Regions from separate parts of the Homo sapiens genome. Here region 2 is linked to region 1. Evidence: read pairs that join two places in POLR2A ChIA-PET (ENCODE). Cell type or tissue: Panc1. All regions are shown on one strand. Each heading gives the region's core, and the rest is flanking DNA. Links, peaks and the distances in the headings are about the cores only. Region 1 has its middle 21 kb from the start of IRF2BP2. Region 2 has its middle 15 kb from the start of LINC02971.

Region 1 (8,332 bases), core at 221-8,220:
AGTTCTTTGATGTCTCTAAACCTCAGTCTCCTCATCTGTAGAATGGGAATAATAATAGTACCTGTTTCTTAAATTCATTGTGAGGGTTAAATGAAGCAATGTGCAAAGTCTCCTTGAGTCTGTGATATAATATATGTGGGGTCTTATTATTTATCCCAAAGCAGGAAGCATCAGAGTTCTGGGAAGGTGACTTAACCTCACCTGCTCTTCCTCTCACACAGCCTTCCCACTCAGGTCTTCTGTGGATAGAGTTCCTCTGATAGTTTTTTTTTTGTTTTTTTTTTTTTTTTTTTTTTTTTAACCAGATGGAGACTCGTTCTGTCGTCCAGGCTGGAGTGCAGTGGCATGATCTCGGCTCACTGCAGCCTCTGCCCCCTGGGTTTAAGAGATTCTCCAGCCTCAGCCTCCCGAGTAGCTGGGACTATAGGCACATGCCACCACACCTGGCTAAGTTTTGTATTTTTAGTAGAGACGGGGTTTTGCCATGTTGCCCAGGCTGGTCTTGAACTCCTGAACTCAAAGCAATCCACCTGCCTCGGCCTCCCAAAGTGCTGGGATTACAGGTGTGAACCACAGCGCCTGGCCAATCTTCTTTAAATGACTATTTAACACCCTCAAGCTTCAGAGACCCCTCTCCAGACCCCTACTTGGTGGAACCCAACCCCACCACTTCCAGTGGTAATGGATTTCTGGTCCTCTGTCCTGTTTGTGCTCTGCAGACTCTGCTCTAAGTCTTCAGTTGCAAGTCTGCGTGCCTCTGCTCTGTTCAGGCTCCTACAAGCCCCACTGTGGGGAGCTCTGGTCCCTTTTTGGCTATGGGGAAGAGAAGCAAGAAAGGGCGCCATGTTCTAGGAGTCAGAGAGAGGTTGGTTTGGAGGATTCGAAGGCTGCTTTAGTTTTGGTTCCGTCTCTCCCTGGCAGCCAGGGCTAAGGTCAGTTTTATGCTAAATTAACTAAATGTATATATCACTCATCACACCCTAGCTATGGAGGGAACGCTAATGCTTATATTATAGAATTATGAGCATGAAAACGCTCTGCGAACTCTTAAGTAACATAAAAATGCTGACTTTTATTGTCTAACTTGGGATTTTCTACGCGAGCTTTGCTTTAGTGATGAAGTTGGGAACCTGCTTTTCTTACACAACATTTTTACAAATATCAAGATGACTGATGAACTCTTCTCTGACCACCTGAGATATGTATCCAACACAGTTCTTCCGAATCCTAAGCTCGTCCTGAGGATGCCGCCTTTTCTGTGAGCTGGTTCTCATGGCTTTTGTGCAGTTATAAGTCACTGGGTCACGTTTCTGCACTGCCTTGCAGAAATGCTCTGCTCAAGTTTGCCATGAGGTCCACAGTGGGAGCCAGGAGGTCAAAGGCACCAGAAGAGACCACAGCCTTCCTCCTAGCAAGGCTGGGAAGACCTGCTGCCCTTTACTTTAGTCCCCATAGAAAGGCCACCAGAGACAAAGTCTGAATATAGAAACAGAAGGAGGCTGGTTCCTTTGGGCATATCTGACAAGAGATTTGAAATACCTCTGCTACTAATTGGGGGCCTATACAAATGAGTGTCTCATTTCAATGTGTGGTCAAGACTCAATGTAAGATTGCTAAGATGGGAGCTATGGCCTACCTGCTTTGTCTTCCTTGAGCCATAATAAATGCGTTTATAAGACACCATGGGGGCATAGGGAAGATATAGTCACTCTGCCAGAAGTGAGGTAGCAAGGGGGACGGGTTCGTAGAGGAAGAGACACTGAAACTCCTTTGCTTTGGGCTCCCAGGTCCCACCATGAAGGCTCACATCCGCCCCAGTCCCCAGGCTAACCCAAGCATGAAGTGGACTTTTGAGGGACCTCTTCCAGTCCCAAGATCATCTTGTAGCTCTGAGTTCCCTTGTGGCTCCCTGGGTTTCCTTCCCTGCCAAGCCCCAGGGCTACTGTCCTTAGGAAAGGCTTCTAGGTGGCTCCAGGCCCCTAGATCACACCTCTTAGCTACTTCTTCTCTCTCTGGACCCATGTCGGGCAAGTCCATGGGACAGGACTGTGCCTTGGCCTATGCCTAGGCTCTATTTGGTTGCCCGGTCCCCACATCCTTAGGTCTCTTCTAGGACTGGAGATCTACCATAAGCCCCAGTACAGCGAAGAGGACTCTGCTGCTTGCCTTGTTTTCTTCCCAGCATCTCCTAGGGGATGGTGTTCTGTCCAGTTTCCCTGTCACCATACTATGGCTTCCTGTTGAGTCTCTGCTACTTCATCTTGGGCTCCATGATGCCAACCACTTTCTGGACTGTGTCTGAGACTCTTGGAGCTTAGGTTGCTGCACCTCATCCCAGCCCATCATCTCCCAAATCAGATTTTGCCACCAAATCAGTTGAACCAGTGCCTGTCCCTTCCTAGTAAACAAGTTTGGTGCCACTGTATAAGTCAGGGCTCTCCAGAGCCTGACTAATATACAGAACCAATAGGATAGAGAAAGAGAGAGACCGATTTTAAGGAATTGGCTGATGTGATTGTGGAGACTGGAAAGTCTAACATCTGTAGAGCAGGCCAGCATGCTGGAATTTTGTTGTGGAGTTCATGCTGCAGTCTTCAGTCTGAAAATCTGCAGGCTAGAAACTTAAGCAAGACATTTATGCTGTAAACTTGAGGTCCCGTTCCTTCTTCTTCAGGAAACCTCAGTCTTTGTTTTAAAGGTCCTCAGCTGATTGGATGAGGTCCATCTACATTATGGAGGGTAATTTGCTTTACTTGAAGTCTACTGATCTAAATATTACATTTTAAAATACTTTCAAGGCAACATCTCGACTGGTGTTTGGCCAACTGGGCACCATAGCCTAGCCAAGCTGACACATGACATTAACCATCATGGCCACTTTCCAAGTTTCCTTTTCCATCCCCAGACAATGACGCCTCTACCAGTTGCGATGCTTTCAAGGGCAAAAATCACAGAAAATCCTACTCAAATAGGCTTAAACTATAAAGGGAACTTAATGGCTCTGGGAACTAATAAAATCTACAGTCAGGTAGACCCTAGGTCTGACTTGCTTAAGGTTTAAGCATCTTCTCTCTCTGATTCTCGTGTCTGTACCTTCACTATGTTGATACTATCTTCAGGCAGGCTTCCCTCCTGCTTACAGGATGATGCACTTTCTCTTTCACATCCAAGAGGAAAGAGGGCAGAGCATTCCTTTTAGAACAAGTCCCAAGCTTCCCTCTGATTGGCTCAGTCCCGACATCATCATCGTGGGCAAGGAAAAGCTCTGCTCTGATTGGCTCAGGTCTGCCCATGCCCTAACCAATCCCAGGGCAAAGGCATGGGATTGCCCTGACTGGCATCTAGTTAGGAGTCTTTCCCTGCAATTGGGAGTAGGATCAGTCCCACCACAATAAATGGTTGCTGCACAGTGGCTGAGGAATGGCCTGGATATTGGGAGATAAACTTAGTACTCCACATCAGCCTCCAAAGCAGGGCTGCCTGGAAAGAAGGGTGTTCCCTGTGTGGATATCAGGGCAGTATCAGTACAGCATGGCAGAGTGGGGTCGTGGCTGGTGGACATGTGCTCACTTCAGATGTCCTTGTCCCTGATCTGTTTGCCCCTCCCTCTGACACAGGGAGTGCTCACCTCAACAGGATTAAACTCCTAGCAGCTGGCTTTACAACTGCGGGATCTGGGATGTTGCTGGGAGCCACCCAGAGCTGAGGTGCATGATTCACGCTGTTCTGATTAGTGGCTTGGCAGGGACAAAGAATGAAGGAAGAAGGTGGCTTAGAGACAAGTTGGGGCAGCCCAGAAGAGGGGGTTCTTTGAGATTTTTGATCTGTAGTTTGTTTTTGTTTAAAAAACCAACAACTGAGGTGGGAAGACACATCTTAGCAAGTTGTAAAATGCCTCCTCCACCCCGCCCTCTCTCTAGGCCTCTTCCCTCTTTACTGTGCTGCCACTGCAGTCTCTGGCACAGGCACGTCACACAGAAAGCCAAGGGAGGGAGGGTGATGCAGCCTGGCCGAAAAGCACACCGGTTCCTCGTGCACAGTGAGATGGGAGCACACGGCCTGTTGGTGTGGGCGGCCCCGGCGCCACCTCGTACACTAGGTGTTCCCATCAGTCTTTGAACAAGGGCCATCCACTGTCTGAGCAGACACACGCCAGGTACCTGTGTACCACGTTGGAATTGAGAAAGACCACGAGAAAAAAAAAACAGCAGAGCTTTTTGTGGCCTCAGTATCACTCTGGGCGAGTGAGAGAGGCATTTGGGGACCAAACATGGCTGGGATTAAACGAGGGCGTTGCTACCTCAACAGGTACATAATTCTAAATTGTGTGAGGGGAAAAAGTCATCCTGTTGACTCCGAACAAAATGATTTATGGTTTACAAAGCTGTTTTGCCTCTGTCGGGTCATTTAATCCTCATAACCGCCTCTAAGAAACACTTTTACAGAACAGAAAACTGAGGCAAAGCCGAGCGACTTGCTTTAAATTATTTATAGTTATAAAGTGAAGCTGATCTAACTCTAATCCCATTTTCTTCTTTTTGCTATTTGAGAGTTACATTTTTTTTTTTGGCCTTATCAGTACAGGGAATATTAGTTAAGACGTGCCATGGAATGGATTATACAAATCCCCCAAACCCCTTTGCTTACAGACGGGTTTATACTCATTCTTCATGCTTAGCTTGCTAATGTAGGAGTCACATGTTACTGTTGTCTTTATTCTCCTGGTTTAATCAGGAAAACGAGCCAGAAGAGCTGAAATGATTAGCTTGGGATCGTTAGAAGAGGAAAGAATTTATATTCACAGTGACTGTATTTCTAGTCCATTGATTGGGCAATGTTGCTTTTATGAATCAATTGTCATGATTGCTATGCTGAATAAAATGTGGAATCGCTATCACAAAGAAAACATAAATTATTTAGTTTTAAAATACATACTATCTATGCATGGACCTAAATAGTCAATGGAATATTTCTATTTCCTCTTCCTGATTTTTATTTAGGTTTTCTCAAGGGGCACTCACATAGGTCCCTCAGTTCTACTGTGGCAGGTAGCAGTGTGATTCAACAACATGCAATGTCCTGCCATGTGACATTATTAATTAACTCTCATTGACAGCCCCGTTATACATGCAGGTTGATTATTCAAATTCAATACAGTGTGGTTTAGGGGAAACATGAGAGACCACACATACCTTGAATCTGGGGCTCCAATTCCGAAGGCAAGGTGATTTCTAGAAATATGTATGATCACCTTTGGAGAGTCTAGTAACAAATGCACCAGCAAACTCATCTCTATTAATGTGTTAATTTTTTTTCCTTAGGGTATATAAAGGTCATTTCATAAATTGCACATTTCACACTGATTAATCTTCATGGATTATCTCTTGCTATAGCAAATATGATAATGTCCAACAATTGCAATTAATAATCATGGAACTTTATTTCATGAGAGGATGTTTTGAAAGCCAAATAATCACTGTTAAGAGGATAGCAGAAAATTGGATAGAGCAGAATAGAAGTGGAAGAAAGAGGAGCGAATAGAGAAACACATAGAAATGGATGTAGTGCTTAGGATACTCAAACATTGAAAGCTCTGGGTTTAGGAATTAAAAACAAAGGAGGTATTTGGCTTAACCACTATGGGATTTTTCTTTTTCTTTTTTTTTTTTTTGAGACAGTCTCACCCTGTTGCCCAGGCTGGAGTGCAGTGGCACAATCTCGGCTCACTGCAACCTCCACCTCCCAGGTTCAAGCGATTCTCCTGCCTCAGCCTCCTGAGTAGCTGGGATTACAGGCACATGCCATGATGCCCAGCTAATTTTTTGTATCTTTAGTAGAGACGGAGTTTTACCATGTTGACCGGGCTGGTCTCGAACTTCTGACCTCGTGATCTGCTCGCCCTTGGCCTCCCAAAGTGCTCGGATTACAGGCGTGAACCCCACGCCCAGCCACTGCTATGGGATTTTAAGGATTCTAGATATAAAATATTTCATGGATTAAGTCATTTGACAAACATTTATTGTGTGCCTCCTACGTGTGTGGTACTGGAGATTTTAGATTGTTATTATGATCCAACAGTCTTATAGCCTACAGCAAAAGGACTGGAGAGAGAGAGAGAGATTTGATTAACACGAAGGAAAAGGAGAAAGAGAAGGAGAAAGAAAAAGCAGAAATGAAAGTAGCAGCAGCAGCCAATGTCAACAAAATCCCCATTGCAAGCCCTCATTTTTCCCAAGCAAAATATGTATAATGTTTGTGAACTAACACTTTCCCCAATTTTCTTCAGCAAAGGTTAGTCAATCATGAACCCAAGCATAATAATATGTAAGTTCTTCTCTCCAGCAGGTACCGCGAGAAACACAAGTTAAGATTCACATTCTGTTCCCAAAGAACTTATGAGCCTATTTGGCAATTTCAAGCTAATGCACACTCAATTATGAACCCAGTGTAAGATAGTACGCATGCAGGTGTGGAGCGGTAGGATTTGGATTAGGGGTGCATGGTGGTTACAGAGGGGAGTGAAAGGGAAAAGGAAGTTTTCATGGAGAAGACAGACTCAAGTGAGACCTGAGAGGAGGGACATGAGCGGTGGGACAAAGAGACAGAAATTAGCATCCTATATTTTGGGAAGCATGAAGGACTGTCTACGTGATGGGAAGTAAATAGGATAAGATGAAACTTCCAGGGGCCCAGAAACTCATGCACAGGGAGGGGCCAAGAATTCAGTGTGGCCCATGATGACAGTGGCAAGTCAGGCAGCTGACCCTGGAACAAGGCGGGGATAGGATTAAGGCTGCCAACAGGCCAGTAAGATAACCCAATTCTGAGCAACTGGACCAGGATGGCAGCAGAGAAGGAGCAGATGAGACATTTCAAAGAAGGGGCTGATACGACTCAGAATCTGACCTGTTTAAGGGCATGGACAAGAAGGGGGCTTCAACGATGACTCCAAGGTTGCAAATGTGGGTCGTTTATGAGAATGGAAGCACCACCCAATCTTGGAAGAAGTCTAAATGCCTAGATGAGCATATAAGAATGACTTTCTGTTATGCCGGGACATGCCGCAAGGCAGAAGAAGATCTTCCTCTCCTCCCCCTACCTCCAGAGTTGGCCAAGAGTGGTAGTGGGTGATGTTAAAGAACATCAGACAGGAAACGGACCAGGTTGCCGAGGGTCCAGGTCGGGCTGAGCAGAGCTGGGGCCGAGGAGTTCTGGGTCAGGGAGACTGAGAGTCCAGACTGGAGGACGAAGATGAACACAGCAACTAAGCAGAGTAGATTTCATGGTCAGCAGCCCAAACAGAAGTTTCCTTGGTGCTCAGGATGTGTGTGTAGAGAAGTCTTTTGGTTATGTAGTCTGTAGATCCGTTTTTGTATTTGTGCTGTCCAAGCAGTGCTTTTCCATTCATTCCCCCACTGACTCATGCATTCGACACGCGTGATTTATCATTCACATGCACCAGGCACTATGCTGGGTGCCAGGGCAAAAAGAAAGAAGCCAGGCCCTCAAGAAGCTCCCAGCCTACACAGGAGGGCACAGATACGCAGACTTTCAGAACTCAAGACAGAAGCAGTAAGTCCAAGAAAACTATCTGAAATAACCACTTGGGATATTTTCTCAGAAATTAACCAAAGGGATGTTGTGTTGAACTGGGATTGAAGAGGGTCAAGATCTCAGAGCTCTTCCCTTGGGAATTCTCAGCAGGAGGAGCAAAAGCAGAGGGTGGCAGGATTGAGGGTTAGAAACATGTGTCAGTGTATCCGAGAATCCAGGGCTGTTGTCACAGCAGTTTGAGGAGGCTGAGCAGACCGTACAAGAATCTGGTGTGGCCTCTGAGAGGCTAAGATACAGAGCACAGGCTTTTTGAATTGAAGGGTAAAACTGAGCAAATGAGAACTGACTCATTTTTATTTTCACCAATCAGGACCCTTTTAAATCCTATTTCATGGGTATATAGTAATGTCACGAAATGCAGATTTTATTTTCATCAATTGATGCCATAGAGAGAGAGGACTCCAGAGAGTAAGCTCACATCTCCCCGCAGAGGTTCCTGGCTGCGGGCCAGATACCATTCTTTTAAGCACCAAGCATCAATTAAAGGCAAGCTCTCCAGCAATTCTGCTTCCTGCGGACAGATTGGGTCCAAGGAGAAAGCAAGGAAGACCCTGAGAGAAGAACTTTCCCTGGTGGTGGAGACTTGAACTCCATTCAGCAGCTTAGATGTCCCCCCTGTCTCTCCAGCATGACTGCCAGGCTCTTACCAGCTTGGAAAGGAGCCAGGAGATGGGAGCCCCCTCCTCTAGGGCCAGTCCTTAGGTCTATAATAACACTG
Region 2 (8,332 bases), core at 235-8,234, 350 kb before region 1:
AAAGACGGGGTTCCCCCATGTTGGCCAGGCTGATCTCGAACTCCTGCCCTCAAGTGATTCACCCACCTCAACTTCCCAAAGTGCAGGAATTACAGGCATGAGCCACCATGTCTGGCTATATATATATATATATATATATATATATATATATATATATTTTTTTTTTTTTTTTTTTTTTTTTTCGAGATGGAGTCTTGCTGTTTCACCCAGGCTGGGGTGCAGTGGCACCATCTCGGCCCACTGCAGCCTCTGCCTCCCGGGTTCAAGCAATTCTCCTGCCTCAGCCTCCTGAGTAGCTGGGACTACAGGCACACACTGCCATGCCCAGCTAATTTTTGTATTTTTTAGAAGAAATGGCCAACATTTCACCATGTTGGCCAGGATGATCTTGATCTTCTGACCTTGTGATCCACCTGCCTTGGCCTCCCCAAGTGTTGGGATTACAGGTGTGAGCCACCACGCCTAGCCCATAATGTTTTAAATTATGCAGACAAGCCTGGGATTATTCCATAAAAATTATCTGTCCCTTGTTCTTATTTCTTCTTTTTCCTCCCTTTTGTTATCAGAGTTTTTGAAGGGGCAATTTATCCTTGTTGTTTCCATTACTCAAACACATGCTCTTATTTAAACGTCACCAAAAGCCTCCTACTTGCCCATCCAGTGCCTTTTACCAATCAAAACTCATTCTCCTTGTTCTCCTTGTAGAATTCATCGGGCTTTCATCCCTCAAGTTTCTCCTCCCCTGTGTTCTGGAATGCTTGACTTTCTCAGCTCTCCTGCCTACTCATTCTTTTCCACCTTCCATTCCTTTCTTCTACTTCCTAACGGTAGAACTTCCAAAGGTTCTTGGCCCTTTCTCTTCTTTCGTCTTCTCATCATAGACTTTGTGCCTTAGTGGATTCATGGCTTCCACCATTCTTTTTTGGGTGAGGACACCCAGATCTAAATATCCGGTCTAGGCTTCTCTGTGGGGTTCCAGTTTTGCATTTCTGAATGACTGCTGTTTTTTCTAGCTGCGTGTCCTAGAAGTCCTTCAAAGATATTTTTAAAAGTTGAGCTCATAATTTCCATCCACAAACTTCCTATTTCTTATTTCCCATGTCGATTAATATCACAACGGCATCTCTGTACTTCTTCTTTTTTCTCTACATTAAGTGCCCTTTCTTTCATCTCCACTTGTTCAAATCCCATATAGCTTTGAAAATTCAAAGGTTTCTTCTTCAGAAAACCTTAGAGTCATGTGAAAAAAGTATGGGCTTTAGCAGTGAGACATGTGGCTCAAATCCAGGCTCTGCCACTAACTGTATGACTCTGTACAAGGTGTTTACTGCAAACTTGAGTTTTTCTCATCCATAAAGTGGGAGTCAGGGTGACTAGCTCACAGGTTTATTGATAAGATTAAATGCATTATTTATGAGCATGCTCTATGTCTTTTATTAGACTGTAAGCTGCTTGAGAGCAAGATTCATGTCTGATTAATCAATATATCCCCAGGTACTTATTAGTTATCAAATGAATGAATTAATATTGCACATTTTGCCAAACAACATGGTGCTGATGTCAGCATTTTATTCACCCATTAAAGAGATCAAACCTACTTTATTTTGGTCAGTATTGCCTAATTATATGCAGGCACTACTTTGATATTCTTATTTTATTTCTACTCAGGTTGAATGGCTTGACTTAATGTCAAAGGGGTGCTAAGATGGGAGAAGGAATCGGGGGCTTTTAGACCTACCCTGGGGTCAGTTTTTTGTTGCCCTCTCACGTGCAGAAAAGTCTGAACAATTGTCTAGTGAGCTTAACAGTGTAGACAACCGGCCCTGGCTGGAAAGGTCCCCAAGTCCCATTGCCTCTTTTTATTTTTGCTTAATTTATCCAGATAATTCCTTCATCTCTTCACTTCTTTTGATCTTTGGTGAATAGCCTCTCGGGTCCAGGAAGCCATCTGTTCCTACTTCCCTATTCTCATTCTCTCTCTTGCCTCCTTCCTCCTCCTTGTCCTTAAAAATGGGCGAGGCTGGCTGGAGTTTTCCTGGAAAGCCAGCCCTCACCTGGGAAGGGATCTTTTTCCAAGGGCATACCAGGCCCAATGCACCTGTCTGCTAAGGTGAACATGCCAAGCACTTGTCCCTCTCTTGGCCTATCAGATGCAGCTGAATACACTTGGCTGATGCTCCAGCAATTTGGTTATTCGTTTTCGTCTCTCGGCTGAGTGTCTACACCTGTTCAGAGCTTGGCTCACGCACTTCCTAGTTCCCTTGGCTGAGTGTCTGCAGCCATTGCATGTTTGCTCTTTCCCTTTCTCCTCACTTTCCCTCATTAGGTAAGTCCTTCAAGGGAGAAATAAATGGAGGTGGGGTAGGAGACGGGCACGCACGCCAGTGGCATTCCCTTTGAATAGCTGGAAAAGATCTTAGAACATAGTTTTCTGGTCAAGGCCAGTGTAGTAAGCTGAATTATTGCCTCCCCCAAAATATCAGGTCCTAATTCCTGGAACCTATAAATATTACAGCTGAATATTGGTGTCCTATCCCAAATTCATCTGCTGAAATCCTAATGCCCAAGGTGACGGTAATAGGAGGTGGGGCCTTTGGGAGGTGCCCTTGTAAAAGAGAGTGCAGAGCTAGTCCCTCCCACCATGTGAGGACACAGCAAGAAAGTCCATCACTATGTATGAACCAGGAAGCGAGCCCTCCCCATGTTAATGGATGGAAGGTCTTGACTGTGAGTTGTCTAGGTTCTTGGGGTGTTGAACAAAGAGTTGAACAAAATGCACAAACAAAGCAGCAAAAGAATGAAGCAATGAAAGACAAATGAAGCAACAAAAGAATGAAGTAACACAAGTACAGATTATTGAAGCGAAAGTACACTTCACAGAGTGGGAACAGGCTCGAGCCGGCAACTCAAGAACCTCCCAATTCGGGTTTTTATTAAGCTGAAATAATTTGGTAACACCCCTAGGTGCCCTTTAGAGGTCTCCAGTTGGTTCCATCTTATGAAGGATTGCCCTGTGACCAATCAGAGGCTGAAGTGGAAGCTTGGCCTGCTATCAATCAGAGGCTGAGATGGAAACTTCTGTCTTGTTATCACTGGAGTAAAAATGTGGCCTGTATGCTGCCTAATCTTGCCTAGAACTGGCTGCACCTGCTGTTCTTTTGCTTATGCCTTAACCCTTGGTTACCCTAATTCCCTATTCTCCTGTCTCACCCAGATATCACCTCTGCCAGTGTCCTGACCTTGGACTTCCCAGCCTCCAGAACTGTGATAAACAAATTTCTGTTGTTTGTAAGCCACTCAGTTTATAGTAGTTTGTTTCAGCAGCCTGGAAAAACTAAAACATTTACCTTATTTGGATAAAAGGAATTTTGCGGGGCTGGGTGAGGTGACTTATGCCTGTAATCCCAGCACTTTGGGAGGCTGAGGAGGGTGGATCACTTGAGGCCAGGAGTTCGAGACCCACCTGGCCAACATAGCAAAACCCCGTCTCTACTAAAAATGCAAAAAGTTAGGTGGGCATGGTGATGAATGCCTGTAATCCTAACTACTTGAGAGGCTGATGCAGGAGGATCACTTGAGCCCAGGAGGTAGAGATTGCAGTGAGCTGACATGGTGCCATTGCACTCCAGCAGCCTGGGCAACAGAGTGAGGCTCTGTCTCGAAAAAAAAAAAAAAAAAAGGATTTTGCAGATGTGATAAGAATTTTAAGATGGGGAGATTCTTCTGGATTATCTCGGTGGTCCCTAAATGACATCACAGGTATCTAGTTCTAGGCTGAATGTTCATGGGTGAGCCCACTAAGAGCTGCTGCTCCTGCTACCACCAGGAAGCTGGCCACCCACTGCAAAGCTGCCATACAGCTGCTACAATCTGTGCCCCCCAAACAGATGCCTCACATCCAAGGCTTCTGTCTCCTCTGAACCCAGTTCGAAATTCAAGTCTTGCATGACTACCTGTTATTTGAGGAATTTAAATTACAACTGGGACTTTGGTTGCAGGGGTGCCTGGGAAATGTGGTTTTTAGCATTCCAGCTTCTGCATTTCAGGAAGGCAACTTTCCGTTGTGACGGTAGTTGCACTCCAGATGCCATGGATTTTGAATGGGCCAGTCCAAAATTTCTTCCACAAGCACCTACTGTGTGAATAGTAGGGCTCTAAGCCAGTTAGAAAGCCCTGCACGCAAGGCACTTACTTTCTTATGGGTGTAGCTAGTAAGTTCATCAACAAATAAACCCAGTGATTTAAGATACTGTTATTTGCCACAAAGGAGATAAAGTAGTGTAATGAGGTAGTGACTAACAGTGGGGGTTGCTTTAGCTATGTAGATTTATATGTAGATTTAGCTAACAGAACAGTCAGAAAAATTCTCTTGACCTGGCATTTTTTGTTTTGATCTGAATGATGAAGAGGCAGCCATGTGCAAGTCTGGGGAAATGGTGTTCCAAGAGGAAGGAATAGCAAGTGCAAAGGGTTGGAGGTGGGAATACCTTGGCATGCTCAAGGGAGAGAAAGAAGCCAGTGTAGCTGGAGTGTGGTGAACGAAAGCAGGGTGGAAGGAAATGAGGTCGAAGGACTAGGCAGATGCTAGATCCCCAGGACCTGATGGGGATTTGGATTTTATTCTTGTGACAACAGGAAATCACTGGGAAGTTTTAAGTGGGGGAGTTAGAGTGGGTTGAATAGTGACCTCCAAAATTCACGCCCACTGGGAAACTCTGAATGTGACCTTATTTGCAAATAGGTTATTTGCAGAAGTAATGAAGGCAAGGATGAAGATCCATCCTGGATCAAGGTGGGCTCTGAATCCAATAAGAATGTCTTTGTAAGAAACAGAAAATGAGTCACACAGAGAAGAGGGTAATGTGGAGATGGAGGTAGGGGTTGGGGCGATACAAGCCAAAGAGTGGCAAAGATTCCCAGCAACCACCAAAAGCTAGGAGAGAGGCAGGAAATGGGTTCTCCCTTGGAGCCTCCAGAAGAAACGGATCCTGCTGCCATCTTGATCTTGAACTTCTGGCCTCCCGAATGCTGAGAATACATTTCTCTTGTTTCACCTCCCGGTTTGTGGTACTTTGTTATGACAGCCACAAGAAACAAATACAAGAGTGATGTGATCTAATCAGTGCTATAGAAAACTCACTCTGGCTGTGGTCTGGAGGTGAACCCTAGGAGCCAAGACCGATGGTGGCAGGGAGGCCTGTTAGGACTGGATGCGGCAGGGGTCCGAGTCGGAGATGCTGCTGCTCAGACTGGAGGAGTGTCTGGGGAGATGATGAAAAGCTTTCAGTTTCAGGATGTGCTAGGAAGGTAGACCCTGTGGATTTTACTCTTGGACTGGATGTTGGGGGATGACTGGGAGATGAGAAAGAGGAGTTAAATCTGACTCTTAGGTTTCTGGCCTATGCTGCTGGCATGATTTATTGAGATGAGGAGGCTTAGGGAGCTAAGTTGGGATTGAGACGCTTTTTGGTCATGCGAAGTTGGAGCTGCGTATTTGAAATCTAAATGGAGATGCTGAGCTGGGCAGTTGGGCTAGACCAGTCTAGGGCTTCAGGGATAAACAGACACAGGGATAACATTTGAAAGTCATCTACATATAGGTGACATTTAAAGTCTCGGGACTAGATGAGAGAGTAGATGTGGAAGAGAGAAGAGCTAATATCAGAGCTCTGGGGCATTTGAGTGATAGGTAGAGGTCCGGAAGAGACAAAGGATCCTGAGAAAGCATGGGGAGGAGGGAGGAGAAAAACCAGATAGAGGTGGGTGGCAAGTCACCCGAAGGAAGTATCTCTAAGACGAGATGATCAACTCTGATGCTGTTGAGGGCTCGAGCGAGACAAAGACAGTGGTGTGAGCATCAGCGTTGGCTCAACGTAGGTCTTTGGGAAACTATTTTAGGAAGAGGTGAAGGAAGAGCTAGACTGGGGCTATTGGAAGAGAGAATGGGTGGCAAGGAGGTTGTGATGGTGTCTGCACAACTCTTTGGAGAGTTTCCCTCTGGAAAGAAGCATGAAAATGGCCCGGGTGCTGGAGAGGGATGTGGGAGAGAGGACAGCGGCAGGAGAGGTGTCCATGAGGAGCGTGGTGATGTGATTCTGGGAACGAGTGGAGTTGTCAGCCCTCGACAGGCCAGGGGCAGTTCTTCTCTTGTGACCTAGGAGGAGGCAGAGCAGGAGCACCGGCTGCCGCCAGGGCTGGTGGATGGAGCTGGTGGCTGGAAGAGGTGAGGGAGGTCAAGCCCAGGGCTGGATCCCTGTTTCAGAACCTTGTGGGAAGGCATTCTTAGTCTCATATGTGGTCTGTTCATTCATCTCAGCAACATCCAGGTGGCAGGAGCCCAGGACTAAGCTCTAGCACTCTAGATCAGTGTAGAATGACTATAGTTAACAATAAAATACTACCTGCTTTCCGGCAGCTAGAAGGAGGATATTGAATGTTCCCAACACAAGGAAATGATGAATGTTTGAGATGATGGATATGCTAATTACACTGACTTGATCACTATACGTTGTATGTATGGAAACATCACTATGTACCCCATCGCTACAAATATGTGCAGTTATTATTTGTCAATTAAAAAAATTAAAAAATAATTTTTAAAATCATTTCTGTGTCCAGGATCTAGAACCACTGCTTTCCTTTCTTCCCACCACCCACTGTCCCCCACCTTTCACCCTTGGGGATTTGGTAGGGCTCAGCGAGTTTTTCTATTAAACCCTATTTATTTATTTAGAGACAGGATACTGCTCTGTCATGCAGGCTTGAGTGCAGTGGCACGATCTGGGCTCACTGCAACCTCTGACCCCTAGGGTCCAGCGATCCTCTCACCTCGGCCTCTGGGGTAGCTGGGACTGTAGGCGTGTGTGCCACCATGCCTGGTTAATTTTTATATTTTTTTGTAGAGACAGGATTTCAGCATGTTGCCCAGGCTGGTTTCAAACTCCTTGACTCAAGTGATCTGCCCACTGCGGCGTCCCAAAGTGTTGGGATTATAGGCGTGAGTAGCAACCTGCCCTACTAAACCCTTTACATGCTGAGGGTCTGATTACATCCCCTGTCCCTAGGAGAATGGGCTACTTCTTGTTCCTTCTCTTAGAAAGAAAGCGGCTGGGCGTGGTGGCTCACAGCTATAATCCCCAAAAGGGAGGCCAAGGCGGGTGGATCACAGGGTCAGGAGTTCAAGACCAGATTGGCCAACATAGTGAAACCCTGTCTTTACTAAAAATACGACAATTAGCAGGGCATGGTGGCATGCATCTGTAGTCCCAGCTACTCGGGAGGCTGAGGCAGGATAATCACTTGAACCTGGGAGGCAGAGGTTGCGGTGAGCTGAGATCGCGCCATTATACTCCAGCCTGGACGATAGAGCAAGACTGTGTCTCAAAAAAAAAAAAAAAAGAAAAAAGAAAAAAAAAAAAAGAAAGAAAGCTAATAAAGTAATTCCTCTTTGAGTCCTCTTGGAGAATAAAGGACTCACTCTGCAACTATCTTTTAAAGTAGAGCCGCCTCAGACACCCTTAGGGATCATAGCCCGTTCTCTTCCCTCTCACCCTGGTCCTCTGGTAGGGCTTCTCTCAGGGAGCAGGTTTTCTAATGCTTTAATTTTTTCCCAAAAAAGGGGAAAAGCCTCCATAAATTTAATCTTAGCTAACTAGTAATATGGTTTGGCTTTCTGTCTCTTTACCTTCCAGACGTGTTTAAAGTGTTCTATAGGAGTCTCCAGTCCTGTGTAATATCCTGCCCCCAAAGATTCCATGTTCAAACCAATTTTGGACATCTTGTATGTTAAAGGTTTAGAGAAGTCCTGCAGTTAAAAAAAATTTTGTTCTGTTTTAGTCAACATTGCTCAAACATATTTGACCACAATATTCTGCAGAATACATTTTGGGAAATTTCTGCTTATATAACCCTCAGTTTATCAGAAAGAAAACAGTCATTTCCCTTTACCATCTAGATGCAATGGACCCTATAAAATATTTTTCAGTCATTTTACATATAGTTTGTAGAAATAAAAATGAAAGGAGAGTGAAAAAAAAAAAACTCTGCTAGAAATTCAGACACCAGAATTTAAACACACCAAGTCCAGTTTTTAAAATTCTATGTTTTCTTGATTTTGAAGGTGTATATAACTCAAAGTGAACAATACTCTCCAAAGGCAACTAACTTCTCATCAGCTGTCATGCATGAATCTGGAACATCCATCTTAGATATACTGATTCAGATTTCAAACACATCTCTAATTAAATTTCACACTTACCATTGCTTCTGCCTCTTCTTGCACTTGCATTGTCAAAATACATAAAACAAATTTGAAGCCTTCAAAAACAGTTTT

What was found. Peaks named below come from ENCODE experiments on the same cell type or tissue, not always from the same donor. Only the 100,000 strongest peaks of a DNase experiment are listed, where the experiment ranks them.
Region 2: POLR2A ChIA-PET joins it to region 1 with 6 read pairs; 2 of 35 experiments call an interaction of 5 or more read pairs at or near these places.

The regions. Positions count from the first base shown.
Region 1 is chr1:234,584,937-234,593,268 of GRCh38, reverse strand. No RefSeq gene overlaps it. Among named protein-coding and RNA genes, the nearest start is that of IRF2BP2, 21 kb to the left of the region's middle. RefSeq lists an enhancer at 4,079-4,579. In Panc1, for the core only: no CTCF peak of the experiment used is centred there; no DNase peak of the experiment used is centred there; H3K27ac peaks cover 1,978 bases.
Region 2 is chr1:234,937,863-234,946,194 of GRCh38, reverse strand. No RefSeq gene overlaps it. Among named protein-coding and RNA genes, the nearest start is that of LINC02971, 15 kb to the left of the region's middle. In Panc1, for the core only: no CTCF peak of the experiment used is centred there; no DNase peak of the experiment used is centred there; H3K27ac peaks cover 7,779 bases.